2 separate regions of the Homo sapiens genome follow, and region 1 is linked to region 2. A link is a contact called in ENCODE POLR2A ChIA-PET data. All regions are on one chromosome and are shown on one strand. Each heading gives the region's core, a stretch centred on a gene start or an enhancer-like site at or near the end of the contact. The rest is flanking DNA. Distances are from core to core; before and after follow the strand shown.

Region 1 (6,790 bases), core at 4,291-6,790, about 16 Mb before region 2:
GACTCTGTCTAAAAAAAAAAAAAGCTACCATTGTTATACCCCATTTTATAGATTAGGAAACTGAGGCACAGAGGTCACACTAAGCCAAGATCACACAACAAATAGCGGAGCTGATGGAGCTGAGATTCAAATCCAGGCAGTCTGGTGCTGGAGTCCATGTGTGTAATCACTAAGCTATTATATACAAGTAATTCCTTCAAATATTAATATTTGATAACAATTTTGAACTTTGAAGTTTGCAAATATCCACAGCCTGTATAGTTAGAAGTACAAAAGTAATCACAAATAACTTTTCTAATACAGATTTTAAATTGGAAAAGATTTCTTTGAATAGCTTTACAACAAACATGTGTAGACAAAAGTAGGGATAAGAAAGAAAGACTGTTTTTTAAATGCATTTGTCATGAATTTACTACCTGGGTAAGCAAAAAACTTGAGCTGTCTCTTTTGAAAGACATAATTTACAAATATGAATTTATATATTGTCTAGAGGAAAAGCACAGTACAATTTCAATTAATGTTTAATTCTATGACTGACTAAAATCTTTATAATATTTTTAATTAAAGAAGAAGGTGACCGGGACTTAGGTAAGAAAGCAAAATTATAACATTTACTACATAACAAGTTTTTTGTTTTTTTTTTTACATAAACAAGCTTTGTTTCTTACAAAAAAAAACAAGCTTCTTCTTTTTTTTTTTTTTTTGGATACAGAGTCTCACTCTGTCGCACAGGCTACAGCATAGTGCCGCAGTCTCGGCTCAATGAGGCCTCTGCCTCCCGGGTTCAAGCAATTCTCATGCCTCAGCCTCCCTAGTAGCTGGGATTACAGACATGCACCACTACACCCAACTAATTTTTGTATTTTTAGTAGAGACAGGGTTTCCCCATGTTGGCCAGGCTGGTCTCGAACTCCTGGCCTCATCTGATCCGCCTGCCTCGGCCTCCCAAAGTGCTGGGATTATAGGCATGAGCTACTGTGCTAGGCCTATAAAAAAGCTTCTTTAGGGTAACTTTTTTCTTTTTTCTGTAACAGAATAATCACATTATTTCTCAAGGGAAATACCATTTACTCAATTTGTACTCTGAATGCCATCTAATAAAACAGCAAAGCCACAACCATGCAGAATGTCAGCACAGCATGTCTAACTAAAACTCACTGTAAGAAAAAAAAGGAAAAGAGAGCTGATTTCAAAGGTTCTACATGGCTTTGCACTTCACATGCTCTGATGCTGCAGATATGAGAAGTTGTAGGTCTAACATAATTTATATCTTCTTTTAGGATACTTTGGCATTTGTGAATTGAGAAGTTTGGAAAACAACTACGCAAGTCACTTCTAATCCTAAAATTCCAACTACATGAAATAAATATTAGTAAGTACTCAGACACACACAATGTCAAAGGCTGGCCTTGTGGCAAAAAGGAAATACAGCAAAATCAGTCAGGTTCCCACCACGGCACTGATAGCAAGTCTGTTCTCAAGGTTAGTCTCTAAACTGACACCTGGTAAGTCTGACAATGAAATATTTGCCAACAATTAAGTAAAGGAGATCTCTCCTGATAAATTTTTCATAAGTTTCACATAATACACTTTGATATTTCCTGGAATGTTTGTGGCCCTCCCCTCACTGCATTGCTCTCTCATTTTGTTGGCTAATACATGTTACTAAAGTCAATATATATTCAACTCATTTTTCTCTGCCTCTTGGCCCAATTTAACACAGCTGATCCTGTTTTCAAATGCCTTCATCTGATTTTCTTCTCACCTCCTGACCTTTGTAGGTCTTTTATGTGCTCATTAATGTTGGAATTACTTATTTTTTCCTTAACCAAGTTTTTCATCTGTAAAATGGATGTAATCTTATGATTTTCTTCATAGTGTTGCGAGAATTCAGTAAGATTATGAATGTATAGATTTTGGCACAGTATCCAGGACCTAAATTCTCTATAAAGGCTAACTACTATTACTACTATCAACTCACAGCTAGATTAGTGAAATTGTGTCCTGACTTTCCATGCTTATTCTTCCTCTTCTCCACTCTTCTGCTCATAATATAACTAGTTTTATTTTTATTTATTTATTTTTTGAGACAGTGTCTCACTCTGTCGCCCAGGCTGGGTGCTGTGGCACAATCATAGCTCACTACAACCCCCACCTCAAGTGATCCTCCCACCTCAGCCTCCCAGGGAGCTGGGAATACAGGTGCGTGCCACCACGCCCCACTAATTTTTGAATTTTTGTGGGTTTTTTTGGTAGAGATGGGGTTTCATTATTGTTGTCCAGGCTGGTCTCGAATTCCTGAGCTCAAGCCATATACCCGCCTTGGCCTCCCAAGTGCTGGGATTACAGGTGTGAGCCACCTTGCCAGGCCTAGAGAGTTTTAATAAGCACAAATCTGATTATGTGCCCCTCAATCTATCCAGAAACCCATTAATGCTTTTATAGGGCTTTTAGAATACAGACACATCTCTTACTACTTTTGCCCCCAATCCTTCCCTATGCTTTAACCAAACTGATTTCAAGCTTCTTGCTTCTTTGATAGTCCCTGCTCACTCCATGAGGGCATTTGTCCACAATATTTCCCTTGTTGGAAACCCTCTAGTGACAATTTGGTCCTAATTTTCCTTTAGACCTTTGCTAAAAAGTCACTTCTGTCTTGACTAAGTCTGGCCTATTTTGCATTTTCCTTATACTACGTTCCTATCCCCTAGAACTTCTGTTTGCAGTTACAAATTTATATGAGTGACTACTATTTATTATTAATACACATTTGTGTGTTTCTTCCAACAGACATCTCAGACTAAGCTCCTGATATTCATCCAACCCAAACCTGTTCCTTTAACCTCCTTTGCCATCTCAGAAAATAGCAATACTATTCTTCCAGTTGCTGAGGTCAAAACCCTTGGACTCTCACACTTCACATCCATCAGCAAATTCTATTGTTTCCCCAGAATTCAACTACTTTTCCCCATTTCCACTGATACCCACTGTGGTCAAAGCGCTATCATCACTTCCTGGATTGCTGTAATACCTCTTAACACATCTCCTTGCTTCTTTGACCCAACCATTTATCCCTTGCCTACCTACAAGACAGCTAGATGAATCCTTTAAAAATGGCAGATGTCATTCCTCCACTGAAACCTTCCAATAACCTGCCATCTGCCAAGGACTGTTGTGTACCCTGCTAAATTAATATGTTGAAGCCCGAATCCTCTCCTCACTCCTATGTGACTGTATTGGAGACAGTCCTTTTAAGGAGATAATTAAGGTTAAATGAGGTGATCAGGGTAAAGCCCTGATTCCACAGAACTGGTGCCCTTATAAGAAAAGAGACAACGCTCTCTTTATCATCTGAGGAGACATTGAGAAGGTACTGTCTGCAAGCCAAAAAGAAAACCCGAACATGATCATGCTGGCATTCTGATCTCAGACTTCCAGCAGGCAGAACTGTGAGAAAATATATTTCTACTGTTTGAGCCACCCAATCTATGTATTTTGTTATGGCAGCCTGAGCTGACTAACACACTATTCTACTAAAAAAGTCAAGTATGTCTAACAGCCAAAAAAGGTCCTAAACATTCTGATCTACTACATCCCATATCCTAAGCTCTCTGATGTAATTGCCTTTGATTCTTCACATCTCTTAAGCAAGTTCCAGCCAAACTGGCTTACATGCAATTCCGTGAGCATGCTAAGCATGCTCCTGCCTTTGGGTCTTTGGTTTCCCTCTGCTTCAGACACTTTTTTTCCCAAGAACTCATATCACTCACTTCCTTACTCAAATATCACCTTCTCAGTGAGGCCATCCTATGGAAAATTTTATGATCCTCATTTCACACAAATATCCCATTTCCCTTTCCTTAGTACTCACTGCTTGGATGCTATGTATTTTACCTATTTATCTTGTCTATTGTTTCTCTTTCTCACTAGAAAGAACTCCATGAGAGATGGGATTGTCCGTTTTGCTCACTGCTATATCCCGTAAATACAGAGTAGCTCATAGTACCTGTTCAGTATTTATTCAACTAAATGAATGTTGAATTCCAATAGTGGCAGAATTCGTTGTGGAGCTGAAAGGTACTGCACGGATCAACTACTAATGCAGCAATTCCCTAGTAGAAAACTGCACTGCTTAAAGGACCACCTCATTTTTCTGGCCTCCTCTGGTTATTACTAAAGCTCAAAAGGAGCTTTAAAAATCCTGATGCAACAGCTGTTTTCCCCTCTCACCGTCTTTAAAAATAGAGATAATAAAATAGCCTGAAAAGTTGTCAAGTTCAAGTAAGATCATGTTTATGACAATTTTTTGAAAATTGCCTGGTTGCAGCTTTTACTTACAGCATTTTCAAACAGTTCTGCCAACTCTGTGGCTCTTTCATCATGTTTCAAGTGTTCAGCAAACGATGGTGTTCGTCTCCATAAAGTCAAAGTTTAAAAATACAAGGGCCGGGCGCGGTGGCTCATGCCTGTAATCCCAGCACTTGGAGAGGCGGAGGTGGGCGGATCACGAGGTCAGGAGATCGAGACCATCCTGGCTAACACGGTGAAACCCCGACTCTACTAAAAATACAAAAAATTAGCAGGGCGTGATGGCGGGCGCCTGTAGTCCCAACTACTCAGGAGGCTGAGGCAGGAGGAGAATGGCGTGAACCCAGGAGGCGGAGTTTGCAGTGAGCCAAGATCGCACCCCTGCACTACAGCTTGGGCGACAGAGCGAGACTCCGTCTCAAAAAAAAAAAAAAAAAGTACATAAATAAAAACCAAGTAATTGGAGGACGCCATTCATTGATTTTACTTAGGACTTTGGGCATAATCTATAGGTTTAAAAATTTCTGCTGCTAAGAAAGTGGGAACACAGTTATATTCCCTTACATTTTACCGAAGAGAAACTAGACCTGCAGAGGAGTACCTTTCTGTTTCTATATAAGCAGAGGAATTCTGCACAACCCAAATCACGCAGAAACCTCCTGGTAAGGACTCCACGGGTAGTTATTGCCGGCATTGTATTCTGAGAGATGAGCTGCATATCACTTTTGGAAATGCCTTAAATTAAAACTCGTCTTGAAACAACATGACGTCTCAAAGAAGCTCCCTTCTCACCTTGGAACATCAGCTTTTAAAATAAAGGTGTCATCAGAAGTGTGTAGACACCCACTGCATCACAACTGGAACTGATCTCTGGTTATGCCAATCTAGGTCTGCCTGGCAGGGTGAGTCTACCGCTCGAAAGCTGCACAGAGGAAATCCTCCCTCCTCCAGGTTCAGGCCCGGAGTTACGAGCGGAGATTCGCGGCGGCGGGTCAGAGCCCAGAGCAAACCAGGCTGGGGAACGCACCTCGCCCGCGGCTCCGGAAGCGGCTGCGGCCCCGACCGGAAAGCCCCCAGCATCGCCCGAAGGAATCGCGGCTGGCCTGCGGCTCCGGCCCGGCCTCGGGTACCACGCGCCTAGTGGGAAGCCGCACTGACGCCTGCAGCATCTCGCGAGATTTCGGGCTCAGCCCAAGTACTGCGAGTTCACCAAAGCGGGGGGAAAAAAAAAAAGCCAGCGTGCGAGAGCCTCTGAAGCCGTGGCTGGGGCGCTGGGGTGGCAGCTGCCGCGGGAGCATCAGCTACCGGCGTGAGGCGAGGCAGGGCACGCGCGCCGTCCGCAGCCCCGTTGCCTGGGCTGCAGGTCCACTGACGCGCGGCCCCTGGGTGGAGAGAGGGGAGGTGGCCTGGGAGCCCGCTCCTTTTCGCCGCAGAGCGCGGCGGGGGAGGGAGGTGAAGGCGTGGGAGGAAGGCGGCGGAAGAGGAGGTAGCCGCGCGGAGATCCTCCCGGCGACATCACTGAGGCGGAGCGTAGCCGCGCCTGCTCCCCGATCGCGCCGTTCGTGCTGCCCGCACTGCCCGAGGCCCTTTGCGGACTGGCTGGCCGCGCTCTTCGCACGGGGCGCTTTTGCGTGGGGTCGCGCAGGAGCCGCGGAGGGCCGGATCGCTGAGGGAGCGTCAGCCGCGCGCCGCTGCGGGACCGCGGGTGGGCGGGCTGAGGGGCGGAGGAGCCTCCGGCCCCGCCTCCCGCGTGCTGCTGCCGGAGCCGCCGCCGCCGCAGCCCCGCCGAGGCTTTAAACAGCGGGGCCCGCCCCGCGCCCGCCACACTCGCGCGCTCGCTCGGCTGCCGGTGGCCTCTGTGGCCGTCCAGGCTAGCGGCGGCCCGCAGGCGGCGGGGAGAAAGACTCTCTCACCTGGTCTTGCGGCTGTGGCCACCGCCGGCCAGGGGTGTGGAGGGCGTGCTGCCGGAGACGTCCGCCGGGCTCTGCAGTTCCGCCGGGGGTCGGGCAGCTATGGAGCCGCGGCCCACGGCGCCCTCCTCCGGCGCCCCGGGACTGGCCGGGGTCGGGGAGACGCCGTCAGCCGCTGCGCTGGCCGCAGCCAGGGTGGAACTGCCCGGCACGGCTGTGCCCTCGGTGCCGGAGGATGCTGCGCCCGCGAGCCGGGACGGCGGCGGGGTCCGCGATGAGGGCCCCGCGGCGGCCGGGGACGGGCTGGGCAGACCCTTGGGGCCCACCCCGAGCCAGAGCCGTTTCCAGGTGGACCTGGTTTCCGAGAACGCCGGGCGGGCCGCTGCTGCGGCGGCGGCGGCGGCGGCGGCAGCGGCGGCGGCTGGTGCTGGGGCGGGGGCCAAGCAGACCCCCGCGGACGGGGAAGCCAGCGGCGAGAGCGAGCCGGCTAAAGGCAGCGAGGAAGCCAAGGGCCGCTTCCGCGTGAACTTCGTGGACCCAGCTGCCTCCTCGTCGGCTGAAGACAGCCTGTC
Region 2 (6,422 bases), core at 1,762-4,261:
TTGTTACTAAATTAGCAAATCAAACAAAATATTATTTGGTTAACGGAGATGGACATTTAAAATGTCATTAGATTGCAGATCTACTTGAAGGTACGCACAGAAGAGTCCAGTTTTTACAAAATAAATCTCAGAAACTCAAATTTATTACTGTTAATACATTAGGCTTCTTGTTTTCCCAGGCATCATCTATAAACCCAAGTTTATAGCAATAATGGTTATATAATCACCCAGAATAAAACTTCATCACTAGTACTGAAGCAATGCTTACTGGTACATGATTTGGTTGGAATGAAACTGTGAGAACAGTTGGCAACAGGTGCTAACCAGCAACAAGTTGTTTAGAATATCTAAATTGCTGTGTGGAGAACTGAAATGACTGTTAAAGGGAATGAGACTGTAAGTCACACCTTTTAAGTGATGCAAACGTGGACAGGACAGAAAAGAAAAGAAAAGCAGAGGCAGATAAATCTCGTAGGCTGCAATCTAAATGGAATAGCTCTGTTGAGTTCTAATCATAAAAACCATTCGGATAAAAACAGGCCTGCATAGAGAGACAGGTTCTCCGAAGCTGTGTTGCTGCTTTAGGCAAGGATTTATTAGATGGACTCTGGCTCTCCTATACACAGAGCAATCACCAAAAATACATATTTAGGTAAATAAATGAATGGAAATACCTCAATACAAATTTTCCAACTCTGCCCATTAATTTATCAAAAGAGATAAATCCTCATTGGTATGTAATTAAGTAACAGAAAAGAGAAATGAATCACGGGGTATTTTGACATGCTCACTCCCATTGTTCAAATGTGTTAAGTTTTAGAGGGGAAAACAAAGCCTTAAAATATACCAAATTAAGCAGACTCAAAGAGACTATATGTTTTAGAAAGGATAGCCTAACCAAGACAGACACTATTACAGAGCCACAGTGAATTTGAATTTTGTTTTGTTTTTTAAATTCTTGGGCACTCTAATCCAAACACATTCCTGTATTGCATGTTTCTCACAAACTGACAGATACATAACCTTCCCCTGCCCTCATCGTGGAACAGTCTTTATGAGGTTTCAAATTCGGGATCCATGATGAACATCATTTAACACATGAATTGTCTGAAGTTATATATGCACATTTATTTGGGTGTTTGAGTGAATGCATGTATTTATGGGAAAGAGGCCCAGTTGTAATAGGATTCTCAAAGAGATCCAGAACCATCTAAAAAAGTTTAAGCAATCCTAGTATAGGAAGCTCCTTTATTTGACAGGAAGCTGATAAGATTATCTCTAGGGTCCTAAGAAACTAAGGAGATGATGTTTTAGGTGAGATTGCTAGAAAGCCTTCAGTTCATGTATTTTTGTCACAAACACCAGGTACTATAAAAAGATCATTTAAAAAAAAATGTTCAGAGGCTAACGGCTTTGAGTCAACCTCCTCAGTATGCAACTTATAACACGTGTGGCACTGACCATAAGGGTTTGAGAAGGAGGAGTAATAAAAATGATTATCAACTGCTGTATGAAAATCGCCTGATGATTCGTAATAAGGAGCTTACATCATTAAATAATGTCACTAAGCACTTTCAATTAGCACTGATAAAAGTCTCAGAGTTGGACTGATTTAACTACTAACAAAATACTTTAATTTTTCACTGGTCCTATGAACTAACAGCCTATCTCCTAGGTACCTGAAGCTCCCATCATCTTCTAAATACAGAAATACTGTTACTAGAAAACAGTTCTTCAAACAAGCTACTTTTCCATTCATGGTACACCTGAAGAGTTTGCAGAAGACACTCAACTCTTAAATAGAACAATACCTTCGAAGCCAAGCCAGTGTCACATATCTCTCTAGAGGAAGAAGATTATGCATGAAAGATCATACTCCTGATAAAGGACATGTTCACATATTGTTTTAGGCAGAACCAAATATTCTAAATATGTGTTTTCACTGCAATGTAGACTAAATTAATTGCCAAAGATGAAAAGTTACTTGCTATAGGGTCCTCCACTTCCTCCATAATCATAGGACTGCTGTGACTGATCATCGATGCTGTAACTTGTCTGGTAGAAATCCGTGTTTAAGTTTTCAAAGCCTGACATTGCAAATAATCTGTAATAAAAGAGAAATGGCAAATATTCCTTATGCCCAAGGTTCTACTGAATTCGTTCCTGGCAGTCTGCTTAAGCAAATAGAAACACAACAAATATTTTTTCAGTAATTCGGAGAGGGGATGGGGGCGGAAAGTACGCAGCATTTGAACGACGGTAGCGGAGAGAGAGTAAGAAAATGTATATTCTTTTAAGTTGCGGCCCAGTAAGACAACTCCACCTTAAAGAGCTGATATGCCTTCCATTAGGGGCGAGGTCGTGGGAGTTGTGGTTCCATAAGCGGTCTAAAATATCAATAACAACAAAGATGATTTTTCACCTTAGGACTGGGCTTTACAGCTGACAAGGCGACTGCTTCCTTGCAAAATAAGGCCTGCGGCCTGCCAGGAAAAAGTGCAGAATCTGGAAGGTCGCGCCTGAGGTGCAGGGGACCGCGTCAGGGCAAGGGCTTGAATGAGAGCGAGGGTCTGAGCGAAAGGACCAGGGCGCGGCGCCGAAAGACGGCAACAAGCCCATTTGCACGGGTGTGGAGAGAAGCTGAACACTGTGCCACGGGCCTGGGTCACTCACCAAACTCTGAGGCTGCGCTGGCGGCAAAGGCAGTAGCTTCACTAATCCCAAACAACCCCCAAACTCTGTTTCAGACCCTGAACCAGCCCCGTTGCTACGTGTCACAGGGCCAAAGAACGGCTTCCGGGGCACGCCCGCTCGCGCAGGCGTGTTAGCAGGTTGGGCACCGGTGGGCGGGAGGAGGAGACACGAGTATGGAGCTTGCGCAGTATCTACCCAACCTGCGGCTGGCCCGTGCCAAAGAGGAAAGTGCTTCCGGCAGCCTGGTTAGGGGTGGAACCAGGAAAGCGCAGGCGTAGCAATTGCTGCTTACTCGTAGGTAGGAGGAGGAGTTTCTCAGACCTAGGTGATGGAGGAAGACTGGGAGGCGCTAAAATGAGACAGACGGAGTCCCCTCTCCTGTCCACAAACTACAATGCCTACAATGCCTCGGTGTCAGCATTTACTGTGATTCAAGCACTGTGCTAAAGTGTTTGTATGTATTATTTAATCTTTACAACCTAATGAGATGGTTACCCTATTTCCCTTTTGTAAGTGAAGCTATTAAGTATTCATTCATTCTGTGCTAGCTGCTGGGGATACTGTGGTAAATATAAGCTAGGTGACATCTACCCACCTGGAGTTGGTGGTGGAGAGGGGTAATCGAACACATACAAATGCATGTGAAATTGCTACTAATATTCTTTAGTGTTCCATAATTCTTTGAAAGAGTAACATTCATCTGGGAAGAAGAGTCTGTAAAGCCACTATAAGAGGGTTATCAAAGGGTGAGTGGGAGTTAGAGAAGACCAGAAAAGAGAAGAAAGGGCAACGGGAAAGGAGGATAAGGGAAAATAGCCTGAATATTTTAGGCAAAGAGAACAATGTGTGCAAGATCTGGGAAGCATGGTCTGAGGAAAGATGAAAATCGAGCTCTGAACTTCAGCATTATTAACATTTTGAGTCAGGATGTTTCTTTATTGGGGGCTGCCCTGTGCATGATGCTTAGCAGTAGCATCCCTAATCTCTAGCCATTAGATGCCAGTACTCCCCCCAACCAACCACCACCACCATCACCACCAAGTTGTGACAGCTAAAAATCTCTCCAGACATTGCCAAATCCAAATGTCCTTGGGGGCGGTGGGGGCAACATTAGCTGAATTTGTCAACCACTCTTCTAAGTGGAACCTGAGTGACTGGAACAGCAAGTGAGGGGAGCCACATAGGAGTTGAGGCTGGAATAACAGGAAGGGGCCAGGAAATATCCTGTGGGATTTGTGTGTTGGTTCTAAAAGAAGTGAAGATTGTGAACTGATGAGTGATGTTTAAATTGTTTTCTTTTGAAAATGATTGCTTTGGCTCCTGTGTTAAATCACTTTCCCAAGATGGTGGAATCCCGAATATTGTGACTCGAAATAAGATGCTATTAACTAATGAGCAGAACTTTCTTCAGGGTTTATAGCAATAAAATTTATCATGAGCCACTGCATTATATTCTGGGATCAAAATCCTGAGGCCCTCACAAAAGAAGCCAGACCATTGTTGGGGACTAGTTTCCAAAGGAACAATAAAATTTCACTTAAAACTTTTCTCTCAACACCCCCCACCCCAATAAAACAAACAGAAAACGCACTCCCCTCCAAACAAAAATAGCAACAACAAAAGGATGTAAGACCCAACCAAAAAACCTAGGATTGTACTCTAGAGACCAACAGGCAGCTGCCCTTTGAGGTTTTTACCCATTAGCGAATTTATTTGTTTTATTTTTGTGGATACATCATAGTTGTACATATTTATGAGATAAATGTGACATTTTGATACAAGCATACAATGTGTAATAATGAAATCTGGGTAATTGAGATATATCTGTCGCCTCAGACATTTGTCATTGCTTTGTGTAGAGAAAATTATAAATCTACTCCTAGTTATTTTGAACTATACAATAAATTATTGTTAACTATAGCTACCCTATTTTGCCACTGAACACTAGATTTTTGTGCTTTCTAACTATATTTTTGAATTTCTGAAATTGCTCATTCAAGTGTTCACCACCTTTCATCAATCATTTTAGCATTTATTGGTTTAGGTATCATCTGCACAACTTCAGGTAGAATGACCACATATTATGATTTGCTGGAGACAATTCCATTGTCCCATTTTCTGCCTATTTTTACTTACCCTCAGCATAATTATTAATGTTGCTCCCTTTTACTCTCAAAAATATCCTAATTCAGTTGATAAACTTTGTGATTGTACTTTCTTTAAGCTACATTATCCATGAAGCTGTGTTTCGAGTCATCAATAAGATGCAATAATCCATCATTATCTATTTAATTAATCTTATGGTTAAAAAAATTCTAGTCTCTTTTGTTTTTTTCTGATGTTTCTATTTCTTCTGAATCAAAAAGGATATCCCTTTCAAATTTGAATGAGCTACAAGAATATGAGCATTAAAAATTGCTGATTTAGATGCTGGCGAGGTTTTAGAGAAAAAGGAATGCGTATACACTGTTAGTGAGAGTGTAAATTAGTTCAGCCATTATGGAGGACAGTGTGGCGAATCCTCAAAGACCTAAAGACAGAAATACCATTCGACCCAGCAATCCCATTACTGGGAATACACCCAAAAGGATATAAATCAGTCTATCATAACTACGCATGCATGTGTATGTTCATTGCAGCACTATTCACAGTAGCAAAGACATGGAAGCAACTTAAATGTCCATCCATCATAGACTGGATAAAGAAAATGTGACACATATACACCATGAAATATTATACAGCCATAAAAAGTAGAATGAGGTAATGTCCTTTGCAGGGACATAGATGGAGCTGCAGGACATTATCCTTAGCAAACTAATGCAGGAACAGAAAACCAGATACCACATATTCTCCTTATAAGTATGAGCTAAATAATGAGAACACATGGACACATAGAGGGGAGCAACACACAGTGGGGCATATTGGAGGGAGGAGGGAGAGAATCAGGAAAAATAACTAATAGATACTAGGCTTAATACCTGGGTGATGAAATAATCTGTACAACAAACCCCCATGATACAAGTTTATCTATGTAACAAACCTGCACCTGTACCCCTGAACTTAAAATTTAAAAAATTTGCCTGTTTAGGAATGAATTATTAGATATAGATATTATTCAAATTCTACTTCTGTCTCTGAAAGCAATTAACGTATTTATTTAAATTTTCCCCTTTGAATTTCTGCTCCAATTGAGAAGCCAAGCAAGAACATTGAGTTACCTGATTAAGTTTTGCATATTGTTTATTTGACTTTGAAATGTAAGCCAAGGTATCCTGCTGATGCCCCTTAGAAATTTTGAGAACATCCACTAATTTCATGGCTAGTCACGTAGGAATTTCTTTTTGGATTTTTTTTTTTTTTTTGGCATTGCTCCCTCACTCTGGGATAGGCTCCAGAAAGTTATATTAAAGGAGACTGGAGTACTTGGTAAATGTGCCGTCCTCTGTTAAAGTCACCCAGCTGGCTTTATTAGGAGTAGAAAGCCTCACCCTAGGTCAAGAGATGAGGCAACATGAGCTAGACTTGTAATAGCTGCGCAGTCCTTCCCTGGGACCTAATGTATCCATCACCAAAACAAAAAGGGAAAGGACATCCTAATAATGAGTAATATCATTTAGTTAGACAGTCATGTTAGTATACACACTAACACTTTTACATGCTTCACAAACACACGCAAAACAACTCCATTTTCTTAGTATGGCTCTGAAACTAAGATATTTTAGAGTTAC

What was found. ChIA-PET counts read pairs that join two places held with the same protein, here RNA polymerase II (POLR2A).
Region 1: POLR2A ChIA-PET joins it to region 2 with 12 read pairs in activated CD4-positive, alpha-beta T cell. The contact joins the promoter of SLC12A2-DT here to the promoter of KCTD16 in region 2. POLR2A ChIA-PET finds 5 or more read pairs at or near these places in 2 of 52 experiments (activated CD4-positive, alpha-beta T cell and activated T-cell).

The regions. Positions count from the first base shown.
Region 1 is chr5:128,077,635-128,084,424 of GRCh38, forward strand. SLC12A2-DT (SLC12A2 divergent transcript) reads right to left here and starts at 5,541. Exons shown (of 4, transcript NR_152813.1): 1 at 5,336-5,541. SLC12A2 (solute carrier family 12 member 2) reads left to right here and starts at 6,132. Exons shown (of 27, transcript NM_001046.3): 1 at 6,132-6,790. The coding sequence starts at 6,321. RefSeq lists a silencer at 5,796-6,625.
Region 2 is chr5:144,167,862-144,174,283 of GRCh38, forward strand. KCTD16 (potassium channel tetramerization domain containing 16) reads left to right here and starts at 3,012. Exons shown (of 4, transcript NM_020768.4): 1 at 3,012-3,148. It overlaps YIPF5 (Yip1 domain family member 5), which reads right to left and starts at 2,798. Exons shown (of 6, transcript NM_030799.9): 1 at 2,674-2,798; 2 at 1,985-2,104. The coding sequence starts at 2,094. RefSeq lists an enhancer at 2,660-2,939.